Linked DNA regions of Homo sapiens: region 1 is linked to region 2. Evidence: chromatin loops called from intact Hi-C (ENCODE). Cell type or tissue: PC-9. All regions are shown on one strand. Each heading gives the region's core, and the rest is flanking DNA. Links, peaks and the distances in the headings are about the cores only. Region 1 has its middle 38 kb from the start of LINC01335. Region 2 overlaps ARHGEF28 (Rho guanine nucleotide exchange factor 28).

The links. Peaks named below come from ENCODE experiments on the same cell type or tissue, not always from the same donor. Only the 100,000 strongest peaks of a DNase experiment are listed, where the experiment ranks them.
Region 1: a loop joins it to region 2, with 9 times the contacts of the local background. A loop is called at or near these places in 1 of 110 quality-filtered maps.

Annotation. Positions count from the first base shown.
Region 1 is chr5:74,262,082-74,278,490 of GRCh38, forward strand. No RefSeq gene overlaps it. Among named protein-coding and RNA genes, the nearest start is that of LINC01335, 38 kb to the right of the region's middle. RefSeq lists an enhancer at 4,553-5,055. In PC-9, for the core only: no CTCF peak of the experiment used is centred there; a DNase peak (open chromatin) is centred at 10,170; H3K27ac peaks cover 1,655 bases.
Region 2 is chr5:73,933,094-73,949,502 of GRCh38, forward strand. It overlaps ARHGEF28 (Rho guanine nucleotide exchange factor 28), which reads left to right. Exons shown (of 36, transcript NM_001177693.2): 36 at 7,751-8,897. The coding sequence ends at 7,920. LOC105379034 (a long non-coding RNA gene) reads left to right here and starts at 13,005. Exons shown (of 4, transcript XR_001742745.1): 1 at 13,005-14,404. In PC-9, for the core only: no CTCF peak of the experiment used is centred there; DNase peaks (open chromatin) are centred at 4,908 and 5,748; H3K4me3 peaks cover 992 bases; H3K27ac peaks cover 2,967 bases.

The DNA of each region.
Region 1 (16,409 bases), core at 7,390-12,389, 330 kb after region 2:
CCTGGCATGTTTACACCCCAGCATGTGCAGTCCATCTGGAACATATGGACAGGGGAGGCGGACAGGCTCTGGAGCTGCTGGGGAAAGAGGCCTGGATGCTTGGCTCACTTCTGCCTGTAGCTTGTTGCCTTGGACAAGTTCTCTGAACCCAGTTTTTCTGAATCAAGAAAGCACTTTGAAGGGTAAGAAAGGGCTATGTCCTAGTCCTGGATAAAGGATCAAACAGAGAATTGCATCTTCTTAGTTGCATAATTTGCGATGCCCCACTGGTCACTGCCTTGACCTTTCTATCCAATTTTCAGATGCATAAACTACAAATGAAACCAGATATTGGAAAAAAGTATCAGGGCTTATTAAAATGGGACTCTCTGTCTTGCTTTTCATAATCATCTTGCTTTAAGCTCCATACAAGATCTGAAAAAATGGATATGCTCTCTTTTTATGCTTATTTTTATCACCATTGTTATCATCTACTCCCATACCAGCACACTTACTGAGTGCCTACAGTGCACAAAGCATTGTGCTAAGTAATCAATGGGGATTCAAGGCCCAATAGTCACAGTTCTCAAGAGGATTTTATTGAAAGTTAAAACTTACATGTATAAATAGAGATATAACATCATGAGGTATCATGTGATAAAGACAAGATAAGTGGCCTGAATAGCTGATGCCATCAAAGGTTAGAAAAGCCCTTCTGGTAAAGCAGGCTAATATCCTGTGATTTGCACTAACCCTCAACAACCATTCCTTCTCTTTTTAATATTTACAACCAGTTCTCCACTGGATACTTCTTATAAGATTTTAAAAGGCTCAAGCATTTTCTATTCAAAACAAAATTCTCACCAGGCCCCTTCTGACTAACTGCTACTATCCTGAGGCTAGCATCTCAAGTGTCATCACCCTCACTCTCCCCATTTCCTCCCTTCTCACTTACTCCACAACTGTTTGCAACCTGACTGCCACCCTGAAACAGCTGTCCTTAGGGTTACCAGTCACCAGCCTGCTATGAAATCCCAGGGACACTCTACAGTCTTCATTCTTCTTGACTTCTCAGCAATCCTAATCACTTCCACCTTTCATTCTTTTTTTTTTCTTTTTGACAGAGTCTCACTCTGTCGCCCAGGCTGGAGTTCAGTGGCACTATCTCGGCTCACTGCAACCTCTGTCTCCTGGGTTCAAGTGATCCTCCTGCCTCAGTCTCCTGAGCAGCTGGGACTACAGGTGCACACCACCATGCCCAGCTAATTTTTTTGTACTTTTAATAGAGATGGAGTTTCACCATGTTGGTCAGCCTGGTCTCGAACTCCTGACCTCAAATGATCTGCCTGCCTTGGCCTCCCAAACTGCTGAGAATTACAGGCATGAGCCACCTCACTCGGCCCCTTTCATTCTTAAATAAGCTCTTTTATGGCATAGAATATAATATTATAAAGTGCAAAAATCATGAACATAAATGTTTACAAAATGAACATACCTTTGTAACCACCATTTGGATAAATAGGGTATCGCCAGACCCCTAGAAACCCCTGTCCTGGTGTCACTTTCCAGTCACTACTCCTACTGAGAGGTAACCACAAACAGTGGATGCTGTGGTGTGCCCCCCAGGCCCCCTCCACGACTCAAGCATTTATTCCCCTACTAGGAGTGTTGGCTACTAGCTGCTCTTAGCCTAGTCTCACTCGAAGACTTCCCTGGGTAAAGAGAGCCTTACCCAGGGTCCTGCACCATTCCTCAAGGTGTCTCACATCCAGTGACCAGTTGATCGTAAACGACTGGGATGTAAAGGCTGTTTGTGTGTGTGTGTGTGTGTGTGTGTGTGTGTGTGTGTGTTTAAAGACAAGGTCTCACTTCACTCTGTTGCCCAGGCTGGAGTGCAGTGGTATGATCATTGCAGCCTCAACCTCCTGGGCTCAAGTGATACTCCCACTTTGGCCTCCCAAAACACTGGGATTATAGGTGTGAGTCATCATGCCCAGCTGCCATCATCATTAGAAAGCTCCCCTTTAGGTTAGCTGAGGCCCTGGTTGTGACTTCATCACAGTTCACCTTTTCCTTCTGACCTTCACAGCATCCTTCATTCACTCTCATGGGCTGACCCTCAGGTCACACCCCAATTGACTTACTGCACACAAATCTCTGCTTCCTGGGGAATCTAAGATGTGATACCACAGACTAACTGCTAACATAGATTGCTTCACATGACTTTGAACTTTATAATAAATTACACAGTGTGTGCTTTTATGTGCCTGGTTTCTTTTGTTTAACATTCTGTGAGATTCATACATGTTGTACATAACAGTAGTTTGCTCTTTATTGTAGTATCATTTATGATATTCTTTAAATAAATGTGCCACAGCATAGTTATAATTTTTCTGTTTATGGCCTTTTAAGTATTTTCTAATTTTTGGTTATTATGAATAATACTGCAATAAACATTTGTGTACCTATCTTTTGGTGCTTATAAATAAGAATTTCTGTTGGGCATATGCCTAGAGGTATAATCGTGTTATATAAGGTATATTTATGTTCGGATGTAGTGAATATTGCTGAGGAGTATTCAAATTATCTTACCACTTTATACTCCAATTAGAAGAGCATGAGACTTCCCATTGGATTTGCTATCTGGCCCTTTATAGAAAAGGTTGGCCAATCCCTGAACTAAGCCAAAGAATGAGAGGAGCACAAGTATTAAGGCAGAAAAACACCTGATATATCTTCAAGCAAGGGTAAGAACACCAGTTTGTTTAGGTAGATAAGACTAGGTAGAAATACAGTTTGGATCAGAGATCAGCAAACTTTTTCTATAAAGGGCCAGATTGTGAATTTAGGCTTTGCAGGCCTTATGGTCTCTGTTGCAACATTCAACTCTGCCATTGTAGCTCAAAAGCAGTCACAAAAAATAAGCAAAAAAATGAGAGTGGGTATATCCCAATAAACCTTAATTAAGGACACTAAAATTTGTATTTTATATCATTTTAATGTTGTCACAAAGTATTACTCTTCTTTTGATTTTGTCCAACCATTAAAAATTTATAAGGAACATTCTTATCTTGTGGGGTAAACACAAACGGGCAGTGGGCTGGGCTCGGCCCATGGGCCATAGTTTGCTGACCCTTTTCGTAGATGGTGGAGGTCTAAATAATCTCAACTTATTTGATAAACAAAACATTTAGCATTCTGGGGGGAATGGTATGATGTATACAAAGCAGTGTTTCAGGGACTCTGAGCTGATTGCGGTATTTAGGATGAATTGGGGAGGGAGAGATTGGAGGTTGGATGACCAGTTAGGGGGCAGCATGGGTAGACCTAGTAAGGGTTGGTAAGGATCTGTCACCTGGTGATGACAGAGAGAGTGTGGTGAAAGAGATGGGGCATATGCAAGAGGATATTAGGAAGAGGTAAGAAAAAGATTTGGTGACTGGTGAGAGAGAAAGAAAGAAGACTCGGTGCCTAGCGCCAGGATTTTCAGCATGGGAGACAGGGTGAAGAGTTTGATGATAAAATGGTTGAGAGACATTAGAGATCAATATTTAGGGCATGGGTACTGGAGCCAAAAGGCCTGAATCTAAAGCCTGGCTTCCTGTTTTACAAACTGTAATCTCTCTGTTTCCTCCTCTGCAAAATGGGATTAATAATAGCATCTATTTCATGAAGTTATTATAATTCATACAAAATGCTTAGAACAGTGCCTGGCACATAGCATGCGCACTGCAGGTGCTAGCTTTTATTGTTAATTGTATAGTGTCTTTTTAAAAATAACAAAATAGGGCTGGACACAGTGGTTCACACCTGTAATCCCAGCACTTTGGACAGCCGAGGCGGGATGATCACTTGGGACCAGGACTTCAAGACCAGCATGGGCAACGTGGCAAAACCCTGTCTCTACAAAAAATTAAAAAATAAAATACATTAGCTGGGCATGGCAGTGTGTGCCTATAGTCCTAGCCACTCAGGAGGCTGAGGTGGGAAGAGCACTTGAGCCTGGGAATTTGAGGCTGTAGCGAGCCTTGGCTGCATACCTGTACTCCAGCCTGGGTGACAGAGTGAGCCTCTACCTCAAAAATATATATATAATCTTTAAAATAATATAATAAAGTAAAAATGTTAAAGATAGAAAGCAAGTTTAAGGGAAAAAATGTTATCTGGCTTTAAATGGTTTTCAGCTGACCCTGGGCAGCAAACAGAACACTAAGAATAAACGCTCTGAAAGGCGGAAGTCCTAGCATTGTGAGTGTGTGTTCCCATAGTGAGCAACTTCATTTCATAGGAGTGGAAAAGAAGGCCAGAAGGTCAAAGATTAAAGTATAAAAGCACACATTGTGGTCAAGAGCTCAGACTCTAGTGAAATCTCTTCTGTCTCTCTTAGTAGCTATGAACCCTTGGGAAGGTGAGTTACTTAAGCTCTCTATACCTTAGTTCTGCCATCTGTAAAATGGTGTAACCATAGTACTTACTATATGGAGTAGCTGTCATGGTTTAAAAAGTAAAGGTGAGGCCCAAACAGAGCCTATCACAAAATGAGTCTTCCATAAATGTGTATCCTTTGTTATTCTTGTGACTACCTTTAAGGAAACTAGAGACTAGGGAAGCCCCAGGAAAAGAAGGCCTCAAAGGCACAAAGGAATTTGCCCGGTGAGATTGTCCTTGAGGACTTCTCTGTCTCTATCTCTGCTACACTGCATCAGGGTTAGGAAGAATGATGTTCTGAGAACTTGATCAACTCCTTTAGGATCAATGGGCAAAATCCCAAACTTTTCGTTTAAATGGAGTTGACCTAAATCTGCTGAATGACAATGTCTTTAGGATCAGCCCCTGGAGCTTTTCAAGTGGCATTGATTGGGCTGCCTGGAAAATCCTCTGACCTAGAGAAATCTCCTCCTTAGTGAAGCTGACATAAAACCCCCAGATTGCTCCTTTTCCGTTCAGGAGGAAGAGGGGCAGCTCATCATCGCGAAAGCAGCAGCTCAGACTCTGGCTCTCGCATTTAGCTCTGTATCACATCCATCAGGATCCCACACTACAAAGTTGCTCATTTTCTAATCCACAGTGACTGTGGGTTATTTCTTCTTAAGCTTCTTAATTTGCTGCTTAGAAAATTACTTTGGGTGAAAGCAATTAGTGTTATACATTTTTGAGGAGAAAATTGCAGGCTAGCCCACTCTGACTGCATGGGTCAGGGATTTCCTCTGCGTCTCATTTGATCCTTCTTTCTTTTGTTCATAGCTCTGATTCAAACAATCTGGCTCCTTAAAACTCTGAGATGGTAACCTGGTGCCGTGTTTAAAACTTATGGAAGCAACACTTGGCAAAGGAGAAGAGCTTGGGTGTGAGGAATATAGGTGACAAATAGGATTGGCTTCAATAAGATTTTCCCAGCCAGGTGCAGAGGCTCACATCTGTAATCCCAGCACTTGGGGAGGCTGAGGCATGAGGATTGCTTGAGGCCAGGAGTTTGAGACCAGCCAGGCAACATAGTGAGACACGGCCTTTTATATATATATATAAGATAAAATGTTTAAATAAAAAATTTAAAAAGGAAGGTTTTCTCTTTTCTTATTAATTGGTAAACACTGTATGGGTTTTTGTGTGTGTGTGTGTGTATGTGGTGTGGGGCAGGAGGCTGAATAGGGAGTAGGGAGTAGAGACTGACTTAGAAAACTTTCTTTTAAAATTTTCCTAGTGATCACAGACTCTCTAATGTCATCTTGATCATTTCTGGAAAAGTCATTGTAGAAATCTCTGCTAGGCCAGTCAAATAAAAATTACTGATGGGAAAGAAAGTCAAAAGGGCATAGCGCAAGCTGGAAAAATCAGTCTTAGAAAGAGACAAGCAAGAAGGAGTCTAGAGCCTATAGGGGCCTTTAGCTTTGGCTTCTCCACTTGTGGAGGTAACAGAACTAGCCAGAGGCTGACTCGGTCTCTCCTGTCTGATCGCAGGCCTGACTACACTGACGGACTGCTTGGCCAAAGGTCTGACTGTGTGCTTGAACACTCTAGCCATGGAATTAGAGTTGCAGCTAGTGTGTTCAGGGCCCTTCTCTGGCTTTTTCAACCCTCGATTTCATGATTCCTAGCTCTCATGGTTCACAGGACATAGTCTTCCACCTGAGACATGTTCTCTACCCAGGCCCTGGGTGGACATTCAGATGGCTCCTTTACCTTTCCATGGCATGGGATATGGGTCTTTGGATGTCAGAATCATTTTGTCCTTCCTTAGGTGGAAGGCTGGGACCTACTGGGATTGGTCCAGTAGGTCCAAAGCTGCTGATGGTGGCAGCTTTGATGACAGCTCCGTGTGGAGCCCAGTGAATCTTCCTCCATCACCCTAGTGTGTGATGGTGGGGGCGAGTTCTCTCACTGCCCACAACTCCTCTCCCTTGTCCCTGCAGCTTGTTTCTGAGAGCTTCGTTGTTTTGTGCCTGGCTCCTGGACTGTGAAAAATCATACCCCTCACAGCCCCAGCGTCTTTCCCAGAATAGAGAAATAATAATCCAGGCCGAATGTACACTCCTGAGATTCAGTCCCTAGAGCTTTGTTCTTTTAGGAGTACAGTGTTTATTAGAGGAGAGAGGGTAAAAGTGTCATTTATCTCCACATATGTGGGAATGTTATTGAATTGTCATCAACAAGTAGTCCAGCCCTTATGAATGGAACAATCTTTTCTCCCCTGATGGATGACGGCGTTTCTGGAAATCAGTCAGACCTTTATGCTAACAGGGCCTGCGTCTGGATTCTATAAGGTGGAGGGTAGTTTACTCAGTGGAGTCCTTCAGTCCTACAATTACGTCCTCCCCATAGACCCACCCTCCCGTCAACTTTTTCACTCATAAATCCAACACTGCTTTGTCTGAAATATGGCAGATTTGCTTTCATTTTTATTTGAATTTGAAGTGGGAGGTTGGAAGGGTAAGGTCTGGGCTCCAAGAGTAAGCATAAGTTATAATTATATTTCTTCACATTGTGCCTTTGATTATGTTTTGATTTGATGGATTGCATATCCCCTACTGTACACACCAGGATCCTTCTGACAAAACTAAATAGATGTATTTTCATTAACCTACCCAGTGACTTTCCAGAAATACCTTTTCAGAAGTTTCTCCAGTGTTTCATGACAGAGTCTGTTTCTAAAATCTTAACTCAAAGCCACAAAATTACTAGTATGAAATACTCTCTAGAGACCTTGGGACACTTCTCTTCTAACGTAGGACCTATTAAGGACCCCGGTGTGACCATTTTGATTGAACCAATTATTTGCTTTATTTAAATACCAGGACAGACTGAAGCTTGCCTTCCTGAAGTGATTTCTCCTTTGACTAAATGGGAGAACACTGAATCAACAAATTATTTGAGCTTGTATAGTGGTGACCTCTGGGGCATAGTATCTGAATTCAGCAACCAAATCCTTGTTATGTGACCACAGAAAAAATCATTCTGTCTCAGTTTTCATGACTGTTAAGGATAAGCTGAGAGTTCCATTTAAGCCCGCAAATTGCCAGTCAACATTCATAACTGGTAGGCTGGGATAACTATTATTAAGTAGTACTCAACAATATTAATAATGATAACAACTATCATTTCCAGCATTCATTTGCCTTGAGTTGGTAAGCATGGAAGGAATGTTTTGTTTTAGGGGCTAAAGAGGAGGATGAAAGTCGGGGGTGGTTGCACATTTATTTGGATTTTTTAATGCCTAATGCCCGCATCCCTGAGAAAGTATAAAGAGACATTTTGTATGAAGCAGAGACTGTTATCTGTTCCCTATTCCACATCTTAAGCTAGTCTCGAGTTCACTAAAAAGTTAGGTTTGAATAGCAATTAGAGAAGTTGAATTTTTTAGAAACTTTGTGAGACTCTGGACAAAAACAGTGCTACTTTTAGGCCTGGAGACTTTGAGTTGAGACAAAAGACAGTTTCCCCATTGTTATGTGGAAATTAGCTCCCCCTGACACCTCCAAAGTTGCCAGCAACATTGAAGACAGGAAGGCTAGACTGTGCAATGAACATGGGCATTCTCCCACAGCACTGTGGAGTCAATGGTAGGACAGCGGGCTAAGGTGTAGCGAGAAAGAGAGGGAGTCCACGGCTTGGACTGAAGGGAAGGAGTGTGACTCACACGCTGCTCCCAAGCCAATGGGAGATCCTCTTTAGAAGCAGTAGGAAATATCTTGAAGGAAGGCACTTAAGGTGGCTGAGCAAGGTGGGAAAATCGGAGACTTTTCATGAGTGAGTGTGAAGAAGAAATTCAGGATTATTGATGTCATTGTGATTTCACTTGTATCTGCAGAAAATAAGAAATAAAAATTGCTTTAAATACTTAAAAAATAAAAATAATCATGAATGTGTGTGTCTCTATTCTGGATTCCCTTGTGTTCTATTTTTTATATGTTTAGATTTATGCCAATACCTCACCATGTAGTTTATTATAGGTAAGTAAGTCTAAATATCAGGTCAAATAAAACCTCAAAAATTGTTGGTTTTTCCCCCCACAATTGTTTAGACTATTCTAGTTCCCTTGCATTTCCATATAAATTTTTAAAAAGCTAGCCAATTTATAAAATAGAAAAAGTGCCTGATGGGATTTGGATTGAATTTGACAAAGGTGCCAAAGTAACTCAATGAACAAAGCACCATCTTTGCAACAAGTGTTGCTGAAAAAATTGAATAGACTTACACAAGAGAAAAATAAAAACCCTCCATTCTTACCTTATCATATACAAAAATTAACTTGAAATGGATTATAAGAAGAAAACATAGGAGAATGTCTTTGCAGCCTTGGGTTAGGGGAATAATTCTTAAGACATAAAAAGCAGAAACCATAAAAGAACTAATCAATAATTGTACTTTATCAAAATAAAAACTTTTACTCTAAGACACTAGAGAAAATGAAAAGGCAAGCTACAGACTGTCGGAAAATATTTGTAAACCATGTATCTGATAAAAAAAACTCTTAGAACTAAATAATAAGACAACAAACAACGCAATAAAATAAAATAAATAGTAAGTTGGACATTAATCCCAAATAAGACCTAGGAACAGCAAAAGAGTGCATGCAAAGATGCTCAATATCATTAGTCATTAAAATAATGCAAATTGAAACTATGGTAAGCTACTACTACACATCCACTAGAATGGCTAACACTAAAGACTAACAAGACCAAATGTTGTGGAGGATGTAGGGCAACTAGAATTGTCATATATCACTGTTAGGAATGCAAAATGATAGTGCTACTTTGGAAAACAATTTGACAGTTTATTATAATGTTAAATATACATGTACGTGTAACTCAGAAATCCTATTTCTAGGTATTCACCAAAGGGAAGTGAAAATATGTATCTATACAAAGACATATAACAATTATTTTCCACTGTAATTATGATATCTTCCTAATACTTGGTTTGCCATTTTTTAAAAGCTAACATTTCTCTATAAATAATTTCCTTTTTAATATTTTGAGTGACTGAATATCTTGGTTCTTTCTCTCCTTTACTTGAAACTTAGAACACATAAACTAGAACTCTTTTATCAACCTTATCATGGACTCTTAAAAGGATGTTATGATTTTTGATGGAATAGAAAAAGGACTTCAGACCCAAACTGGTACATATTAAGCTGGTGCAATAGTAATTGCAGTTTGCCATTACTTTAATGGCAAAGACCGCAATTACTTTTGCACCAACCTAATATTATTGTTATGTGTATATCCGGCCACCTGAAAAGGTTCTAGGTTTTTAGATTCTGTGTGTGTGTGTGTGTGTGTGTGTGTGTGTGTGTGTGTGTGTGTGTGTGTGTGTTGCTACCTCTGGAACTCCTCAAAATCTTAATGGAGCAATTATAAGTGTCATTTCCTTTAACTTTTTCCTTCAGGTTACTTTTACATGTAGGCTGTCTTTACGTGTCTAAATATTTAACCGCATGAATGGAGCCTTCTTCTAGTTTTTTTCTTGAGGGTTGGATTCTGTGTAGGTACAGATCTTGACCCCTGACATCTTTATGCACAAAGAACAATAGTCAAATCAGCAGTCATTACTCTTTGGTTTAAGAGGAGGTCAGCCAGGACAATGAGCTGAAAGTCAAGGTAACAAAAGAACTGAGGGCTGCACTGGGTCCTCTTCACAAATGAGTGAACTTGATTCTTGCTTATTGGGATGTGAGGAATCTGGGGCTATTTCAGGAATGTTAGCAATTTTGCCCTAAAGCAACTTTGATCTTGTTGCTCCTCCCCTTGCTTGGTCATTAACTGGGAACATGGAGACCAGCTCCACTCTTTGACTTCTCAAAGAGTCACTGCTTACTGCATAAATACATCTCCTCTTACTGTACTCTTTTCCTGGAAGAAAAAATACCAATCCTCTCCCCTGAGAGGGGCTTCAACTTCTCGTTTTCAAAACTATTTACCCCAGCTGATGCCCTAACTAAAAAAGCATGCCTTTGAAACTGGTAAGCAAAGGCCAGGGAAGGAAAATGAGAATCTGCCAGCCACAACTTCCTCAAGTAAGAATTCCCTTCTGTCTTCTCCAACCCATCCTCAAATCCCACCAGAGATGGGGTTTCCAGCGGCTTTAGGAAATTCCTCAAAAACAGGGGAGGGGGAAATTATGTACAACTTCCACTGTATCTAGCCACAAGAAGGTGGTCTGTTACCCACCCTTTCTTTCCCTTTAGGCTTTTAACTGTTAGCAGTGGCAATTAATATAAATTAGCCAATGACATTGTATGCTTCATTCTTCTGGAAACAGCTAGTTTGTTAGTGGTTAGGCCTACTTACCTCCCAGAGAAATCTGTGGGCGTTCTTTATATGAAGAAACTCTCCAAAATCCTCATGTTTCCACATAAGTGAGGATCAAAGTAAGAATTCCATTGTCTCCTGTTAAATTCTGTTCCTCAGACTATAGCCTGAGTAGAGTCATCTTTCATTCAAATTCTCCCCACACATTTCTGAGGTTTAGGGGCTGTCATCTACAAGATTTAGAGATTTGCATGCATTTTATCGTGTTTTCAAAAATTAAGAGGCAAATTCCCTCAGAGCAATTACCAAGACTTGTGTAAGAGTCCCTCACCTTAGGAAAAGAAATCACCAGCACACTTGTTCAAACAAAACCCACGCCAGTTTTCTTTATTTTATAATCTTATAAAAATGTTTTACTTACACCATGGGATTCCGAACATGTTTATGAACATTTTCCAAATGTTTTGAAGTCCAGGGTTGGGAGCCCAGTAATTGTCAATGGATGAGTTAGAGGGTATGTTTGCACCGGCGGCTTTTGTCTTTCCCTCCCACTCACCGGGACTGTCTCTCACAGACTCACGGTGACCTTGGCTAGTTTTGGAGACCTGCTTTGATTTATGAAGTTCTCATAGGGCAATGTTTTCAAATAAGTTGTTTGTGTGGCCATCAGCCTAGTGGTTTCCAGAGTGCTTTCCCACTTGCTCTCTCTTTGAGTCCCACAATAACAAAAGAGGATAGGCCTTTGGCACCAAGCTTGAGAGACCTGGGTTGTTCTATATAAGTTCAATTTTCTAGCTAATAGAAATTTATCTTATATACTATCCAATTGATAAATAAAAATTTATTGAGGAATTCCTAACTGTTCACAGTTAGTATTCAGTAAAGCACTTTTAAATTTAAAAATAAAGGAATACTAGGCAAGACTGATTTATCTTTTGATGATTCAAAAAGTACCTCAGGATTCTGCAGCATTTCAGGCTCATTTTGCTGAAACTCCATTATCCCTGTTGTTGGCATTCAGTGCTAGGTTATGTTAGATTATCCTGAAAGTTATTTCATACACATATTTATGTAGCACAACGTAGCATTCAGAATTGCAGCAGGCCCCTAACTAATGAAAATGTATGCTTGCAAGACAGATGCATATGGCAGTAATTATTCAATTTACAAAGCATTCACCTTTAGAATTCCTTTGCATGGCATTTAGATTTCCAACTACACCTATAGCTTTATGAACATACTTCTGGTTCACGGAGTTCCTTTTGTCTCCCTCCAGCATAACCACACACTCACACATGCATATCCCTATACAGATACTCTAATTTGTCTGACGAACTTCCCTCCCAAGTAGTAGTCCCTAAGAATAAGATGAAAAAGAATCTCGTTGCTCTCCCATGGCCATTCTGCCTTCCTCCTAGAGTCAATATGCTGCAGTGAGGTCTTCTAGATCACCTAGTCTGATCTCATTTTCTAGATGAGAACCCATGGCCCAGAGAAGTTAAAGCACTTAGCTGAAGTCACAGAGTTTGTTAGTGGCAGAGCTGGGACTAGAAACCAAGCCATGAGCCTCACATCACAGCATCTGCTCTTCCCACTAAATTCTCTTCCCACAACTCCCTTGGAAAGATACGCCTCTTTTTCCAGAGACCTACTCAGACAACAACTTTGCAGTCTGCCTGAGAAACTCATTTTCCACATTTAATCATGTACACTCTCACTGAAGCTGATTTAATCTGATCGGAATTGTCCATGGTATAGAAAAAAGGTCACATCCAGATGGAGATGGGTGGAGGTGGTCACCATTTAATACAACATACTGTTTCTACCCAAAATGGTTATACTAACCTAACCCTCTATAATTTTTTTTTAACCAAGACTGAGTATTCTAAATTCCTTAGCGTTGTCTCAAACCCCTGTGTTTTATTCTTTAATTATTTTGATGGACTTCTCCAAAGCCATCCTATTTTAGCATCCATTCTTCCCATTCCTCTTGATTCAATGGTGCAGCTCAGTTGAAATGCAGGGTTGTACACAGGCCCTGCTCAGAGCTGTCCATTGCAGAAAGGTAGCACAGGCTTATTACCAATTTTAGTTCTTTCATTTTACAAAATTTTAGCACTTTCCTTTGATTAGAATAAAATTCCCACAAGATTAAATCATTTCTTCTTGTAGGCCTGTGAACTAAAGCAGCTATCTCTTTGGGGCTGTGAATGGAAGCATACAATTTTCATCATTACAACTATTGTTGCAACAGACTTTATTTTTAAACTACTTAATATATGACTTTTTAGAGGCCTGATCTGCCTTTTCTTTGAGGTGGAAATATTTGTCACAATCTTGTTCTGCTGCCCAATAAATCAAAATGTTGAGCCTCTTGTAATAAAAATAGTTGCTTTGATGTATAACCTTAAATGTCTAATTTCCTACCAGCAATAATGAGGCTTTCTCCAGCCATTCTGGGGGAACTGGGTTTCCTTTTTTCTGTCCTTTTGTTTTTCTAACATGTGGGCTGTCTAATGACAGGATTTTGTATTCCAGATGTTTTGGCGAGAGAAAGCAGTAAGCGACGGTACACATCTCAGGCCTTCATACCACCCAAGTGGCTGTTACATCACTGGCCAATGTGAGCCTATCCAGACTATCTCTGCCCACCCCCCTCCCCCACCCACACTTTATTTAATGTTGCTAACCCTTTAGACATCAACACAAAATCACAGAAATTCTTTTATGCAGCTATTACTACACAGACATCCAAAGAGCAGGGAAAGAATCTAAAACCACACAGAAGTTAAAACCCATGTGGTTTTAATAAGAAGAAAAGAAAGAGATGGTTTAATTAAGTAATAAGACTAGACTCCCTGGTGGTTAATAAGGTAATTTGCCACATGATTAAAGGTATGTATATGCAAGTTGAATTTCTGCGGTAACATTATTGCTCAAATGGAGGCTCTTTGGAAACTGGGATTGTTAGTCACTTAAATACTATAATCTTTTGAAGCAATAGAAGGGGAACAACAAAGAGTCACTTTTGAGATTCTTTCATCATTATCTCAATGTTTCTTAAAAAACAGAGGACGTTATGCAAGACTACAATCTAGCAGCGACACTGTCAGATTTCAGAGTGGATGTCTCCCCTCTGTGTTCTCGGCTCTGGGACTGCAGAGGCACCATGAGGCTCTTGGAAAAGAGAGACCAGGTCCTGCTCTGATCATTCTCTGGAATGGATGAACAGGTGCTTAAGGTTGGATCAACTAAAGCCTCCAAGACCCCAGTTCATTTAAAAAATGTTGCCATTGATTTATTTTCCAACTCTCTTCTTGCTTCTGTCTCTCTTCCCTGTGCATCACGTTGGCATGCCTCCATTGCTTCTTGAAATCTTTGCCCTCCTTGGGGAATTCTTCTTAGCTTTGCTATATATTCAGGTGACAGGACCTGATGCAGACCACCAGAAGCCCCTGCTGCTGGGTAAACAGTGAAGGCTGCACAGCTGCTGGGGGTGACAGGGGCATCTTGTTCCAAAGCACTCCACCAGATGCCTGTGTGCTGAGAAGCTGAACTGTCTTATCTGGATTCCAGGCTCCCGCCTGCTCCTATCTGTGTGACCCTAAGGAACCTCACTTCTTTTTATTTGTTGAATGAAAATAATGATATCCTGTCCACTTCATGCAGCTGTAGATGCTACAGTTCAAAATGCTCTACACACTTGTTAAGGTGCTCTATGAACATAGCAGGTTACTGTCATTACCTCTCTCCTCAAGACCCTCCAAATGTTCCCAGAGGACTTGTCTTGGGGCAAAAACATTCCTGCCAGTTCTAATGGTTTATAATTCATCTCTCATTCTTCTATTCATTTACTTGTTCAGCAAGTACCTATTGAGCTCAGGCTACTACAGTCAACAGGAAGGCAAAATCCCTGCCCTCATGAAGCTTATGTTCTAGGGGAATGACAGACAATAAATAAGAAAACAAATAGGATAATTAGAAAGTATAATAAACATGATGGAGAAAATTAATAGACTGATATAACAGGGAGTCAATGAAGTGGGAGCTGCTTTAGAAAAGGATCAAGGAAGGCCACCTGGATATGGGGCATTTCAACTGCAACACAATGGATAAGAAAGAGAACCAGCTGCACAAAGAGCAGTAAGAGCTCCCTTCCAAGGAGAGGGGTGAGGCCTTGATGCATGGAACAGCTTAGATGGTGAAGGAACAGAAAAGCAGCCAGTGTACCTGAGGAAAATTGAGGCCAGGGAAATGGGCAGGGGCCAGGACATGCAGAATCCTGCAGGCCATAGCACCAAGTTTACATTTTACTCCAAGTGCAAGGGGAGCTATTAAAGGTGCTAAGTAGGCAATCAGATGTACATTATTAGAATACTACGTGGGCTGCTCTATGAAGCATGGATTTTAAGGGGAAAAGATGGAAAAATGAGGACCAAGAAGAAAATATTGAAGTAATCCACATGGGCGATGAAAGTGATTTGGGCAAGGAAGATGGTGATGGATAAAGAAAGGAGTGGGAAAGTAAAAATATAGTTTGGAGGCAGAGCTCAGATAAGGGTCTGGGTATACACGGTATACACATTATTCAGAAAGACCAGACCATGAGCACAGAAGGCCAAACCGGATGGAAAAGGAGGAAATTCCAAAGAAGGAGCCTTTCTGTTTTGTGGCCTATACCTCTCTAGGGAAACTGTGTTTTTAGAGCTCTCAATTAGCCTACTCCATGTCTTTTGATGCATAGGGAAAGGGGACATCTCTGAATAAACCATGTCCTGGCCACATATGGCTAGGTAAATGAAAATCAATATATTGATTCCCTTGAAAGGACACGGGAAACCAAGATGTGTTTCAGGCACAAGATCATCTTGTTTCAGGCTGACCCACAGACGCCTCAGTTCAATTAGTGTAGTCTCCATCTAGCCAGAACTTAGACATCTTAAAGCCACTTGGGCTTTTTCTGGATACCATAAAATCAAACAAGTATACCAGGAAAAACATGAAAATTGCAGCACTCTGTGTTCTCCCACTCACTCTCACTCTTGCTCTCTCACTCTCTTCTCACTCTCTCTCCTATCTTGAAATAATTGCAGATTTAGAGGAAATTGCAAAGATAAGACGAAGAGTTCCCATGTACCCAGAGCAGAGAGTTCCCATTTACCCTTTACTCAATCTTCTCAATATTACACTTGTATAACTATAATACAATATTAAAACCAGGAAATTGGCATTGGTATAATGTGTGTGTATAGTTCTATTTCATTTTATCACATATGTAGATAGATTCTTTTAACCACCATCACAACCAAGATAGAGATCACCACAAAGATCTACTATTATCAATATTTTACTAGTTTGAGTAAAGGGTAGAAAGCTTATTTCCTCTTAGTCCCTTCACTTTTCCTGCCCTGGCTATTTACAACACAATTGTCTAAAATATTCCTCTATGTACATTGAAATTCATATTAGACAATATCATGCTTTTTTGCCTTGACTGTCAAATCTAATTTAGAAAACTTAAGAATAGAAGGAGAGACTATTGTATGTATCCTATTTTTACCCCTCCATTGTTCTTGCTTGCTTTCAGATGTTCCAAGACTCCTTCTTTTATCATTTTCCTTCTGTTTCAAGATCTTCCTTTGGCCATGCTTTTAGGGTAGGTCTATTAGTGACAAACTCTTA
Region 2 (16,409 bases), core at 3,807-8,806:
GCCACCGTGCCCGGCCTATTTCCTATTTCTTACATATTACTTTTTAAGCTTTAAATGAACTCAAATTTAAAAGACTGGAGAATAGAAATCCAAATTCCAAGAAAACGTTAACTCATTTCAAAGGACAGATACACTGAAGCTATAAAATGAAATATTTCCTGAATTCTGTTTTACATAGGAGATGTTATTAGATTTTCTAGGCAAGAGCAAAGCCCATACCTGAATCTATCTTCTTTTTAATGGGTAGCTATAAGCTCAAATGAACCTTATCCATTTTATAGCGTAGGTTCACACAATTTGTGTATCTTTCTAAATAGATATAAATCCATACATGCCCTAGCCAATGACTTGTCATACAGTTGCATTAAAATTGATCTAAACATAGTTGGCATCCAGAAGAGGCTTCTAATTTATTGCCCCAGTGTTCCATTTATATCAGATATATAGAAGCTAGACTGTTGGAATAACAGAACCCTTTATAATATTGTAGTCCAAATATATGGAAGCCTATAGACTTTTAAAATGTTATAGAACTTTTCAAACCTATTCAAAAGTAGAGAGAATTGTTTAGTGAACCCCATCTGCCCACAGCCAGTCTTAATTCAGTGCCTTTTCTCTCTTCTCTTGCATTGGGCTCTCTTAAAGCAAATCCGGGACATCCTATCATTTCATCCAGAAATACTTCAATACCTTTGTCTAAAAGATAAGGACTCTTTTTTTTCTGTAACATAACCACAATATGATCATCACATCTAAAAAAAAATTAACAGTTGTTACTTAAAATCATGCTGTCAGTATTTGAATTTCTCTGGATTGTCTCATAAATGTTTTTTTTTTTTTCCCCCTCAGTTTGTTTGAATTGGAATCCAAATAATTTCATATATTGCATTTGGTTGGTGTGTCTCTTAAGTCTCTTTTAATCTAAAGTTCTGTTGCCGCCTTTAAAAAATTTTACAATTGTTAAAAAGTCTGGGTTGTGTTTTTTGTTTGTTTTTATTTTATTAAATGCCTCTTGAGTCATAAGAACTGTGTTGTTTATCTGTGGAAAAGACAGGTTCAATTATTTTCTGAAATATTCCCCACATTCTGGATTTTCCTGATTGCATTCCCATCGCGTCATTTGAAATATTCTTCTGCCCCTATATTTCCTGTAAATTGGTAACTGGGAATACAGATTTGATTAGATGCAGGCTTTATTTTTTGACATGAAAATAATATACATAGATGGTGTTGTAAATTGCATCTCATCACGTGGCACACAATGTCTGTTTCTCTTTTTGTGTTATTAAAATTGATCCTTGGGTCCAGATGTTGTCAGCTTGATCTGTTGTAAAGTTTCACATCAGCTTTTTTCCTAATGATTTTAATAGCCATTGATAATTATTGCCTGGGTGTAATATAGATGTTACATGCAGAATTTAGAAGCTTCTGAATTTGGAAAAGCTCACCTATTTCCACCTTCTCACTCCTGATTTGTTCTGGCATCTTGACCATTTATTGTCTCTTTCTTAATCTTTAATAGACTTCTAATTCTTGAATGAACTATTCTCCAGCTATGTTACATGGAACACAACGCTGTCGGGTACACTGTGAGAAAAGGCTCCCTGAGTTTGGGGGATGCTGCATACTGGTTTTTGCTCTGAGAGATTTATAATACACATGAGCCTATTAAAGTTCTGAGGGATCTGTTGATTAACAAACTTGATTTACCCGGAATTTCATCAGTTTATTTGACCACTACATTCTTTTATCGTCAATATCTATTGGCATCCTGTTTAGAGAAACATACTTTGAAATGCATCTCAAGGAAGAGGGAAATGTAGAATTGTTTGCCCCATACTCCCACGGGGCTTGTGATGTGAAGGCCATGGCTCCCTAACAGTGGCCTTCTTCTTGAGGGAAGGAAGAGCATGAGAGTGAATCAAAGTTCAGACAGCAGAGAGGACTGATGTACTGTATCATATCTCCTGTTAATATAATCTCATCTTCATTGTATGGATTGTTTTCATTTCTGTTTCTTCTCAGCATTGCTTATATAGCCCATATTGACTATTCCAAATATGTTAAGTACTGATTAAAGTTCAACTCCCACAATCACAACTTAAAAAATTGTAACACAATTTGCTCTTACTTCACAAATTTGTACATGTGTTATACATGCCACATACATACACAAACACATGCCCACCCCACAGCACACTTCAGTTGTTTTATTTCAGGTGCAGTATTGGCATATGAAGAATAGAAAAGGGAATTATAATACTAATTTAGAGTGTTTGCTTCAGATATAAACTCCAGACTGGTTGTCATGCCAGGGGCTCACATCCTATTTGTGGCTCACTATGGAAAAAAATTGAGTTGCACAAAATTATTAGGGACACAGACCAATTTTTATTTGCTCTGAAGATACCTCAAGCTCTGTATGATAAATGTTTTCCATTAGAAGAAAAAATGTTGTGCATTAATGCTCCTGAGAAACCATAGGGATTGCCAGTAATGCCATCAGGAAATGATTTTTTAAATGTTTCAGAGGGTAAATATGAATCAACCACTAAACAGGGAATATAACTTATATTACAGAGTTGGAACAGTAATGATAAAGCCCCCCGCCTTTTTTTAAGTAGAGTTATTCTAGGAAAGTGTGAATTTTTGATTTAGGAACATGCACAAGGGATATAGTAATAAGAAGTACAAGTCAGACACATGATTAAAATAAACAAGAATAGAGCCAAGGCTCAGAAGATACGCAGTTCTGTTTTGTGACCTTTGATGGGGAGGATGGAATGGGATAAGACAGGGAGAGAACTGAACAGCGCGTCATCAGTGCTCTCAATGGCAGACTAAACATGCTTTGTGCAGCCCTGGGCTTCTGGGTGCCTGGCCATGGGGTGCACTGGTGAGCTAAATTCAGACCTTGACAGTGGATGTTTATGAGGAAAGAGATACTGGTGCATTTAGATTTAAATAAAACTTTCATTTAACAATGATCACGATCATGATGCTTTTCTATTCAGCAGGAAATTCAGAAAAAGGCAAAGCCTACATTAATTACTTTTAAACTGTAAGACAACGCTTTTCTACTTGTCACAGACCTATTCTTTATGACAAGTTACTCTTAAGTTTGCTGTTCGTAGGAGGGCAGATCAACTGCGGAGTTTGATTATGGACAATGTCTTCTGCTCATTAGTTAACTTTGCAAATACTATCTTTTGAGGATTGTGTGTGGGCTCACTTCAAATATATGTTCTTAGGAAGACTGAAGATATAGTGCTGGGACAAGTGTGGCAATTACCTTAAAAACATGATTTTGAAATGCTGCATACTGCATTTCAACGCTTCATACCTGCGTCAGATAATGAACTTGGTTGTGTTTCTCAAGTATAAAGCAATTGAAAAATGCATTTTTTGTACCTCAGGAATATTATTTGGTGAATCACTGAGCCCAAATACAACTGTAAAATTTCACACATAACATGAGAAGTGTAAGAGGCCTTAATGATGATTTCAGTTCAATCCTTCATGAGCTGAAGCCCAGAGAGGGGCAATGACTTGCCTGAGATTACATTTTACCTTGTGATGTAAAAGATTTTATTCACATCACAGTTTAGGAGGCACTTGGTTCATTTTATTATTTTTACTTTTATTTTTATTTTTTGTAGAGACAGGGTCTCACTATGTTGCCCAGGCTGGTCTCAAACTCCTGGCCTGAAGTGATCCTCCTGCCTTGGCTCCGCAAAGTGCTGAGATTACAGGCGTGAACTACCATGCCCAGCCACTTTGTTCATTTTAAATATGACACATAGTTGCATTTTATGCACTGAGATGATAGTCTGGTCTTGAAAATAGCCAACTAGTCAGTTGGCTCAAAAGAATGATGATAATGGTGAGCCAATGGAGGGAAGGCTGATTTCTCTTCACTGTTAGAAATGTCAGTATTGGGTAAACAGAGAAAAGTGTGAAAAATGATAAATGCAAGTTCCAACCAGCAGGTTGCACCTAAGGGCTAAATATTGGGAGATTTAGGAAACTTTCTCTGGATATCAGTGCTGTCTGCAGGTGTGTCTCTTGACAGTCTATTTCCTGTCCCACATGCCCACAAAGAAAAGGAATGGTGCCAGCCAAAATGTGGATACCTGTAATTTTTTGAAACCATGTTAGGAGACTAACTTAGACCCCCCACGGTGGTCCTCATAATGTGAGTATCGAAGTTTCCTGCAGAGGCTGAAATTTTAGTTTGTGAACAAAAGCTCAGTAATGTAGCAGAAAAAACTCTCAATCAAGATCCCACTTTTCTACTTGGTTTAGTCAGGCTTTGGGGCTTTTATGTGTTTTAGCTTATTTGCTCTAAAGGTTAATAATGCTCGCTCTGTTTAGTTTCCAGAGATAATGTTAGGGATCAAATTATTTCTTTTATGTCAAGAGGCAAAATTGTGTTGAGATACTTGGCTGAAATGTTTTTTTGTAGTTTGAGTTTTGTTTCATTATAATAATATTCGTTTTTAGTTGACCAAATTATGATTGTATTGCTATTTCCTTGCTTATTAGAAATATGTTATTACATTTTTATGTCCATCGATTTACAGGCAATTCGATCACAAATGAAACTGGGTGATTACTTTTATATAGCAAGAATTCTGCTTTCTGAGTCAGTGAGGTTTAATATTAACAAATGTTTTTTCAGTTTAGGGTTCTATATGATGATCATATTCTCTAGGGTAAAAAGTGTGGAAAAAGGTGGCTGGCCTTGAGAAATATACAATTGCTGTGCTGGTTCTTTCAGAGTTGAAATGGAGTAACAAAATCAGAAATCACCAAACGGTTTCTAATTTCAAAGACAGACTGTCTGACCTTGCCTACATAGTTCAGGTAGAAACCAAGAAGGAACATGGAGAAGGAAATTGAGTTCCCGTCCAGGTGACATACAACCACAACCACCTCCAGTAATACATCTGGAATTACAACATGGGCTGTTCACCTTAGGGCACAACAAGCTCTCACCTAGGAATGTGTTTCTCCTGTATTTTTATTCTTATTTGAAAAAGTTCTGATTAAACTTCTACACTACACCACACACACACACACACACACACACACACACACACACACAACTCCCCATCCCCATCCCCGTTCATTCTTGGTTCTGTATCTTCTTGAAGTAGAGCATACAATGTAACTTAAAAAAGAGTTATTTCTGATATATATTCAATTTGGCTGTTTTGAACAAGTCTTCTCTTGAAGCCATTAAGGGGATTTTCCATGTACCTCAAAATATCACTATTTTGAATTTTTTGCTCCATGTTTCACACCCCAGATGAAGAAAACCTACATAGATTAAGGGCTTCCAGTGTGTCCGGCATTGTCAGATGTGTCAGCAATGACCTCCCAGCTGCCTCATTCACTGGATGATTTTTCATCCTCAATGTAGTAATTTTTGTGCTCTGGCTGGCCCTTCTGTTGGTAAGGAGGCAGGACTGTTGTGGCTTTGGTGACCTGTTCAGTCTGCCAGTGTCTGCTCGATGGAAATTTGGGGGCATTTTTTTGAAGTTGTATAAAATTAAACATCAGCAATTTAGCTGTGCATATTTGTATTTAGAGGTGAAATAGCTTCAGTCTATGGCTGGGAAAAGGAATTGGAAGTGTGACTGCGTGTTGTGACCACAGGCATGCTTTGTCTCCCAGTGTGGTAAAATAGGATTCAGAGCATTCCAGGTTGATTTGTAATGTTGCCCTGACAAGGAAATCATTGCCTGGGAATATTTTTGTTCGCCCGATTAAGGGAGGTTCCTAGTTCTATAACAATTGCTGTGTCAGTTTTGAGAAGCTTAACATTAATATGTCTTTTTTTTTTTTTTTTGCCTTTGCTTTCTTCTTTTTTTTGGCAAGTGACTCTTCAAAATGTAGTATGTAAGGGAGGGAAAGTATTAAACATTGAGGATCTCTTAATTCAGAAAAGATGGCCAAGCCATTTTCAGCACAAAGAGAAATGAGAAGCACGAGAGTCTTGATCATTAGAGCAAGGAGTCATCACGTGGCTGCCATCCTCTGAGCGTAGATCCAGATCACTTCCTAGCTGCATGATGTGGGTCAGAATTTCACTAGCCTGAGCCTCGGTTTCCCAGCCTGTAAATTGTGGGTTTTAGCATTTTGAGACTTAGAGAGAGATGACGAATGTAAAAGACCTGGGACAACTCCTGTGCTCTGTAAATGGTGGCAGTTAGAGGCACCTTCTGCAGGTATGCTTTCAGTTGTTAGTGAGTTCCTGGAATTTGAGGTACAGCATTTAGGATCAGGGGCAGTAGAATCAAGCTTTGTGCCTATTGGCATCTAAAGGGTCAGGGATGGGCTAAGCCTTTGAGCAGAGCTGTGGTTGCAGCCTCACCCCCATGCCTCCCTACCTCTCTTCCTCCCCTCCCCTGCCTTGAGGGTCCTCCTTTGCTTCAGAGGCACAGTCCAGCCTTGGTGCAGCTCCTCCAGGGACCTTCATCGGCTCCTGTGGCCCTGGCTGCTCCTCCTCCATTGACCCACCTCCTACTGGAAGATGGGATGAAATGAGGTGTGGCAAGGCCACCATGTCCCCAAAGATGGAGCCTTCTGGGAAGAGTTTTCCTTTCATTCCTGCCAAGCCTTGCTTACTGCCTTCTCTAGCAACCAAAGATCCTTGTCAGGAGGGCAAAGGCCACAAGCATTTGTGTCATTGGAATGTCTGCACGTGTGTATATCCATCTAAATAATAGAGGCTTTGAAGAAAATGTGGCGAGGGTTACAATGGCCTCTTTTTTTTCTTTATGTTCTTTAAATTTTTTTTTAATTTTAATTTTTATAAGTTTGTAGTAGGTGTATGTGGCCTCTTCTTAATGACTGAAAAATAAGCAGGTGGGCCTCAGAGCTATTTGCCCTCCTTTCCCACCTGGACTTCCATTCCTACTCAGGTTTTTGTTCTAACACAAGCTGGTTATTTGTAATTTTGCCATATGGCTGAGCCTGAGGGTGAGTGGTCAGTGGAACAAGTGCAGGGAAAATGGTTTGCAGCAAGTGTCTTTCTTCAAATCAAGCCTCCCTTTTGTCTCTCCTTGAAAATATAATATTAGAGGATTTTATCAGAAAAAGGGAGAATACACAGTGTCCTGCTGTTGCTAGGTAACCAGAAAACATCAAACCCAGTCAGAGCTGAAACTGGCTTGATTTTCCCTAGGAACCTGGCTGCTCTTGCTGAGTACTTTGTGTAGTATTAACAGATCTGTGATTAACAGCATAATGGTGAGGCTGGAGGGTCTCCTTCATTCTTTCACTTTTTACCCCCACCCCTTGACCACATCAGTAAAGTGCCAAATATGTTATTTGAGCCTTGAAGTCAATTCTTGACTGACAGATATTCTGAGGGAAGGTGCTCTGCAGATGCAAATATAGTTGATTTACACATAGCTGGAGTATATACTGTATTTCCATGACTTTCACCCATTTTAAAAAATAAATGGGCATCCCTTTTTCAGCAATAGCAGCGGTTTAAGATCCCATGAACAGTAACCCATATTTAGTCACAGGAGACATTTGTGCACACAATCGAACATATCTTAATGATATTGATGAATGATTTTGACACCTATTATGTTCCTTTCTCATTGGGCTTGGCCATTCTGTGGCTGACTATATGGGCACTGCATTTCCTAATCTTAGAGAGCTCTAACGCCAAGACATCTGCCTTGTACATCTCAGGTGGCCTCCTGTAACCTGTGCTGTCTGTTTCTTGCAGATTTGGACACCTCCCACACTGAGTCCCCAACCCCCCATGACTCAAATTCACACCGCCCTCAACTGCAGGCGTTTATAACAGAAGCAAAGCTAAATCTACCGACAAGGACAATGACCAGACAAGATGGGGAAACTGGAGATGGAGCCAAAGAAAATATTGTTTACCTCTAATTGTGTTGTCATTTTTCCAAACAAAACAAAACACTGGCACTTTTGGGAGAAACTTTTTGTCTCCATTCCTTATGTATGTGTGATTGTCTGTGTCCAAATTGCTTTAAGAATAATATTTAATATTTCCTGGAAGCTCATTTTTTTGGCATGAGTCTAATTAAATTATTGAAAGCCACCCTGTTTGTATAATCTTTAACTTATCAAATCTAATTTCAGATTTCTGGAGGAGAAACTAACTTGAATAAGCAGGACTATTTTAAAAGTTGTTTTGACGCTAGAGTAAAATTCCATGTCACATTTTCTACCCAATCATCTGGATTTCAAGATTCCTTTTAAGATCTCAATGAAGCAATTTGGATTTAAAGAGTGGTATTCACAAGGGGTGAACTTTCACAGTCAGGGCAGTTGCCTCAGTGCCCACATAGGCAGAGGAGGATGTGGGAAAGGGTTTTTCTCAGCTAGTTTTTGTGTGCTCATTTCTTCTGGGAGCATTAAAAGTGGTGATCTGTTACAGTCACTATTCAACTGGGCACGTGTTGTGATTGGTCAGTCACTGAGCCAGGGATACAGTCCGGACTTGCTTAGTACCTAAGCCTAATGCTGGTGGGGTTTCAAGACATGGTTCAGCATCATCTTTTAACAAGGCCCAGAGGCCCAGAGCCCCCATCAAGTCATTTTGATGTAAATAGTGAACTTTGTTAGAGCCCTCACTTCTATCAATCAGCTGTCCTGTCCCTGCCAGCACCTGGAGCACCAACTACCACTCCCTGGAAAGAACCCTTCCCTGCAGTTTTTTAAGGACAAAACTGCCCACTCCTCATTAAGTTTGCTGCCTGGATACACTTTTCCACAAAGGAAAACTGGCATATCCTGCCTTCCGAGTAGTATGGGTCTCTGTGTGAGAAACCAGGAGATATTTTCATCTTGTTCGGAAATACTTGTATGTATTTTGGTGTCAATAAATATCTTGTACCTCATTATTTTACTTTGTAATTTTAACATTATGTGTAGGACCATAGTAAAACATTCATTTCACACAGACATCTAATCTCACCTCGTGAAAAGTGAAAATAAAGGAAAACTATTAGATTCATCCAAAAATGCAACACCTACTGGGAGTGAGATGTGATAGGAACAGAAAAAAAAAAAAAAAAATCACCCGGATCTCAATAGTTTTTTCTCCCTACTTAAAGTTGTTAAGTTGGATATCTACATTGTGTTTTTACTTAGGCAAGTCCAATCCTAATTTTTTTAAAAGCCCCTTTTGGGGGCAGTCTTTTTCTGACTTTAGCTGGCTATTTTTGTAACAATTACATTAAAAATTCGGTGACTGATCTTTTCACAGAATGGATATAACTTATTAAACTTCTATTCAATCACTTCACCTCTAAGCTGAACTCTTCAATTACAACATGTATCTCCCATTCCTAAAGACATCTAGAAATATCTGTCTTTCCTCTTTCTTCAATAAAGTCTAGTCCAGGATCCTATATCTCTTGAATGAAAAGCATGCAGATATTTCAGTCTAAATCCTTTCTCCAATAACTATAAATATCTTTCCTTTCTTCATGAAATTATATATAGAAATAGTGAAAATATGTTAAGATGTTCAAAATCCTCATGGGGTTCTTTCTTTCTTTAAAAATGTGTGAGCTCTGGATTTTCAAGACCTGCAAAACAGGTCTGCATGCAGTTCCTCTGGGAAAGCCAGAGCATTTTTTAAGTACCTATATTCATAGGTTCCTCTGGGCAATTCTCTTATTTAATATGATGACTTTTCAATGGCATATAACTACATTTCAAAGCTTTCTTGATGATAAGTTCTTCCTTTTCACCATGTCCCCACTATGTAATGAGCTCAGATCCTGCTATGGTCTGAATGTCTTAATGTTTATATCCCCCCCAGGTTTGTATGTTGAAAACCTAATCACCAATGCATTGATTATTAGGTGGACCTTTAGGGGGTGAGTAGAGCATAAGGATGGGGCCCTCATGAATGGGATTAGTGCCCTTATAAAAGCGGCACTAGAGAGCTCTCTTGCCCCTTTGCCATGTGGAGGATGCAGCAAGAGGACACCTTCTATGAACCAGGAAGTTGGCCCTCACCAGACATGGAATCTGCTGGTGCCTTGACCTTGGACTTCCTGGCCTCCAAACTGTGAGAAATAATAAGTTTCTATTGTGTGTAATACACCAAGTTTATGGTCTTTTGTTATAGTAGCCCAAACAGACTAAGGTCTCAAGACAGAGTCACAGAGTGACTCTAGCACAAATTTACTAATCTTAAGAGATGACCACCCTATTTTTCAGGATCATAAATGGGTTTCCCCAAAAGGACCTATTTTTCTCACCAAGTTAAGAGCTTAAAGGAAACACTCATTCCTTTAGAGATCTGTCCTAGAAAGAAAAGCAATATTTTTGCTCTGTCCCTTCCAGGCTGCATGAATTTATTCATCATTTCATTTAGAGTCCAAGCTACTCTGCATTTCATCAGGACTACATAATTCCTGGAATCGTGCAACACTTCCCAGCCCACTCACAGTTGAAGCCCTATTCATTAAGAAAAGGGTAACAGCCCTTGGCACAGAGGACTTGCTGTGTGTGTGAGTTATGTAAGGTGAAGAATGTGAGCATAATTACATCATGGGGTGACAAAGAAGTGGAGAGGAATATGTATTTCTTCCTGTGACCTAGGAATACATGAGCTACTTTCAAACTGAGAACCAACCTGAGATTGTTAATGTCCAACCTCTGTATCTCTCTCATTGAGAGGCAGCAGAGCATAGAAATTGAAAGTATGGATTCTGGATCCACATCTGCCACTAACTCGTTGTGTGTCCTTGGCATGTTACTTCACCTCGCTCTGTTTCCATTTCCTTATTTATAAAACAGGGATGACTACCTTATGGAATCGTTGCAAGAATTAAATTATTAATATATGCAATATGCTTAGAATAGAGCTTGGGATATACTAATCACTTAATATATGCTAGCCATTATTATCATATTATTTTAAAAATCTGTTAATAATTGCTCAGCCTAGTCCCAGTCTTTAGGCAGATTTCTTCCGCATAGCCAGAAAAAGTGAATAGAAAATTCAAGTGTCTGGAGATTGCTAGACGTAAGACTGGGGAAAGTTAGGTAAGTTGAAAGTTAGCTTTCAACTTATTTGCATTTCTAAATCTCCTCTTAACTCATGTATTCAGTAAACATTTATTGACGGTCCGCTAAAGGCCAAGCAATCTGTGTGGGACAAAATAAAGATTAATAAGTATGCAAGCTATTGGAGAAGACTAACACATGAACAGATGATCCTAAAGTAGAGAGGTGCCAATAATTATATAGAGAAGTACAAGTTGCTATAGGAGCTCACAGGAAGAGCACATTGGGGCCTAGTAATACGTGAAATGGAGGGAGTTGTTCTAAAGAAGAAGATGCTTGAGGCTGGAAGGATAAAGAGCAGGAGTAGGGAAAGACATTCTAAGCAAGGAAAATGCTATGGTTTGAATATGTCCTCAAATTTCATTTGTTGGAAACTTAATCCCAGAATTTTTAATTGATTGAAGGTGAGGTCTTTGGGAGGTAATTAGGATTAGATAAGGTCAGAGTGAGGCCCCCATGATGGGATTGGTTACTTTCTAAGAAGAGGAAGAGAGACCTGAGCTGACATGCATGCTCTTGCCCTCTTGCCATATGATACATTCTGCCATGTTATGACAAAGCAAAGAAGGCCCCAGATGCCAACACCATGCTCTTGGACTTCCCAGCCTCTAGAACTGTAAGATTGTAACATTTTGAAATAAATTACCCAGTCTCAGATATTCAGTTATCATAACAGAAAATGGACTAAGACAGAGGGAAACCTGAGCCAAAGTCTGGAGGTTTGAAACAAAAGACATGAGAGACTGTGGCATACGTTTGGAGATACCCAGAATGATTTCCTCCCCTCTAGATTAAGGTGTCCAATGAGAATGTCCATCTATCTCTGCCTCTTTCAAGCACTCTATATAAGAAGTGGGGAAATGTGGAAGTCCACCCCTGCCCTCGTTGGAACTGATCAGGTTCCAGGCTATGGAGCAATAGCGGACTCCTTCCTGGGATGCTATGCTCTTAAAGTGTAACCAAATGCCCTCTCATCCCCTCACCTTTCCACATCCACCTCTTCCATAAAGCAATGTAGGTTCTGGTCAAATGGGGAATTGGATATCTTCCTATTTGATCCCACGCCACAAGAAACTAAGAGTAAAAGGGGTCCTGGGATCACCTGAAGATGCTTATTGGAACAGAGGGGACCAAGAGGATGCCTAAGTGTACCGCTAAGGGGTGGATTGATGACTTGCATGATAACCCACAAGGCAAGATTGTAAGTGGAGAAAAAAAGAGACAGGCTCATGTACCTCTTCTGCTTTATTTTTTACCCAACCCTGATGCTACCCATAGCTCCCTGTTTTAATCTACCACCTAGGGCTGAGTGGAGCATGGAAAAGAAAAAAAGGAGGGGAACACATGGAAGATTCCAGAATTATCTTGATTGACATGCAGAGTTTGCTCTTTTCTTTCCTGACTGCCTCTCATGCACAGATGTCCCTCTACCAATGTGAGACAGGCAGCAAAAAAATATGGAAAAGCCAAACAGACTTGGGCCCTACTTACTGGATCTCCCCCAGGGCCACAGGGTTGCACACCACCAGGGGGCACTATTCATGCTCTGGAGCACACATACGCGTAGATTCCAACGTGAGTGGAAACTTATGGAGTTGTACAATCCTGCAACCTTGCTTCTGAGCTAGGTTTGCTTACCTATGAAATGAGGATAATAATAGCTATGTCCGGATCACCTGAAGTCAGGAGTTCGAGACCAGCCTGGCCAACATGGCGAAACCCCGTCTCTACTAAAAATACAAAAATTAGCCAGGCATGGTGGCAGGTGCCTGTAGTCCCAGCTACTCGAGAGGCTGAGGCAGGAGAATTGCTTGAACCTGGGAGGCGGAGGTTACAGTGGGCCGAGATCGTGTCACTGCACTCCAGCCTGGGGGACAAGAGCGAGACTTCGTCTCAAAATAAATAAATAAATAAATAAATAAAAAATAATAACAATAGCCATGTCTTGCAGGGCTGTTGTGAACTACTTGAAGAAGCCCAGTGCAGTAAACGGCATACAGTCAGCACTCTAAAAATGAGAGCAGTTGTTATATGCTGGGGATAGGGGTAGAAAGAAGGCAGGCTTGGGCATGCTCAAGAATCGAAGTAGCTAGGGCATCGCTACTTTGGTTTTGTCCAGCTCATTTTCCCGTGCTGAGAGATGTCGAAGATCAAAGCCTGTTAGGATGCTGGGCTCAGAGTAAGAGCTTCATGCTACTTATTGGATGAGAGGATGAACAAGAGTCTTTGGAAATCAGAGATCAAAGGGTCGTCAGAACTAGAACTAGAACTCTGATCCATTACATTTCTTTGCCTCTGGCTGGTGAGTTCAAAGCAGTCAGCTCGAGTTGATGATTGAACATCGTTTTGGGTGAAGTAACAAGGGACCATGGTTCAGTGGTTCTGTAGAAGCTTCATGGCTGAGAAACTTCAACATGCCATTATTTGAATCCTAGTTGTCTACTCTTTGAATGGCAGAAAGTCAAAGGTTTTAGATACTACCAGCAGCTATGGGTCTCATAACAATTGCCCAAGGAGAAAGAATGAACTTGGTACGAACACAGGATTATATTTTCTTTGCTAATTTCACTAGATTCTATAGTTACATTAGAGAACTGTTCCTTATTTCTGGAAGAGCCCCAATTTCCACCTTCCCCTTTTTTATGCATAGGTCTGGCAATAAATTTAACTTGGCTCTGTCTCCAGGCAATCCAGGGTTAAACTGTCTCCTAGGGCACACAATTTCAGTCCCTAGGGAAAGTATGAAAAACCTTCTCTTCTTGTTCAGAAGCTCAATTGAGTGTCTCCATTTTATTTCATAAATGAGATCTGATTTGTCTCCTAACATGTATTTTTACTTACTCAAGAGTGTGTCTAAGTTCTTTTCTTTCTCTCCTGAGCTGGTTTTGGGTTGTTTGCCTATTCATAGAAGGAAACAGTGAGGGAGAAAGCAGCTAGAACTCTGATGAATGGTTTACTTCTTGTTAGCAACCCAAGTTAAACATTTAATGATGGAAGCGGGTATGGGCTGAAATGCCATTTGGGGGTAAATGCCTGGCTTCATTTTTTCATGCTCTCTTTACCACTACTCGCCCCAGCCCCTCACACCCTGTATAATGTCTGAGCAGGTTTTCTGCATAGTTGCCAGTGCTTATTTTTACAATCTCTAACATAACAGCTTCAAATATAAACACAAACATAGCCAGCATGAACGACAGCATCTGCATTGGCCACGGAGCTAAAACAGGCTCTTAGAAATGTGCTTGACATTTCCCGTGGCAGCTTCACAGCCTCCTTGGAAAGCCTTGGTCCACCTCTCTGCTGCTGACAAGCTCTGATTTGGGTAAGATGCTGGCAGGTGCCAGCAAAGGACAATAGGCTTTTAATTAAGGTCTGTAGAGCCATAGCTCAGGAAACACACCTCCTGAAGAGTTTTTTTTTTTTTTTTTTTTTTTTTTAAAAACACTTGCGTTTCTTCTTGCTACCCTACGAACAGTAACTGTGTGCTCCATCGAGGCAACTGTGGTCGTTAATCTTCCGTAGCACAGGAATTGCTAGTAACATAAAGGTAGTAATGGGATTATGTTTTCTTTTCTTTTTTTTTTTTGCAATAGCTTAGAAAATTAATGTTAACTTCTGTTCCTAGTTTGGGGCAGTTTTTACTATGATGAAGCTGAATGTGATCATACAACTCCATCTTTCCATCCAAACTCCCTCCATGCAAATTTCTTATTATATCTGACACAGAATTAATGTAAACATTTTTGTAATGGCCATATTTTGAGTCACTCACTTAGAGGAAGGTTTTCTAATGTGGAATCTGAGCCTGTTAAGCATCGTTGCTATGGAGACTATGAGAGTTGGATTAATTAAGGCTTGAACAGATGTGAAGTGTGCAGAATGCACTATTTTCTGTTAGTAATTAAAGAGGGTATGTGTGTACGTGAGAGAGAAAGAAAAATAGAGACAATCCGAGACAAAGCAGTCAGACGTGCTTGGCACCGGACATGTGACATTTTCTTCAGTAGAACTAACTGCTGATAACTCTGCTGACACTACTCTATTTTCTCCTCCACCCATGCCAGACAGAATAATTGCTTGAAATGGCCAAGCAGTCCAACCTTTCTTTCTTTTTTGGTCTGATTTATGATAGGCCCAGGAATATACAAAAACATGTTCTTGGATCAGTGAGTTCAAACGACCCATCTCTCTGAACACTCGAAAGTCAAACTGGACTGTGTAAATGGTTTTTAAGCTGCCTGGCAGGAAGGCCAAGTTTGCAGACTGGAGCTCTATTAGTTGTCCAGCCCCCTGGTAGTATTGTCATCAGCGAATTGATAGCCAAGAGAGACACTGGCTGCGCAACTGCCAAGGAGAAATTGTCATGGGAATGCCTTTAAGACTGGAAAGTGAATGAAACATCAGTCTGGTTTGAGTTTAATTTGGAGAATATTTGTTTCAGTTTGAACTAAATCTTTTGCTTTTTAAAACACTGTATTTCTATTTTCTCTTAAGTAATATAGTAACATGAGGTTTAGGTCTGAATTCAGCAGATTAGGTTCCATTGGAATCCTGCTTAGTGGCCCCAGTGAGTGGTGTCCCCATATAGCCTCCTGGTTGGCAGGAAGTAGTTAATGGCTTAAAAATGTCTAAAGGCTTTTCTGCTGGGTTGGCAGCAGTTTTGCTTGAACTGGTAGCTTTTGAAGCATGATCATTTTTTGTTTGTCTCGCAGCTGTGGAGGTGGGGTTGTCTGAATCAAAAAGCATCACAGAGGTACTTTGTTTCCTGGTGGACTGTGTCCTGGTGGCCCAAATTTGGCCTCTTCCCACCCACAGACTATGCAGGATGAGTTAGAAAGTAATGATGCAATGGGGAATTGCGTGGCCTGGGAGGTCAAGTGTTTGTGTATGTGTGTGTGTGGTGGTGTGTGCAAGAGCACACTCTCAACTAAAGCATGTGTCTCGTCAAACTCCTACACCTCTAAGGAGTCAGGCACATCCACAGACATAAGTTTTCCCAGTCTTGCCATGTCTCTACATGTCACTAATTACAGCCTGATTCTGTGAGGGTTTCAGTCTATGAATGGGGCAGTTTAAAACAAAACAAAACAAACAAACAAACAAAAAACAACTAGGTGAAGGCTGCAGGCAGCACTCTTCCATCTTAGAAATCAGACATCTTTTGGTTGTGCTATTAAGAGCCATAGAGACAGGGAAACAGGGACAAATTGGATCAATGTGAATTTATCACTATCTGGGGAGAAAACTTAAGTCTGCATCTTCATTTCCGCATTGTCCTCTACAACTGCGACCTAAAGTTCACTCACCCTTAAACATGACTGTTAAAT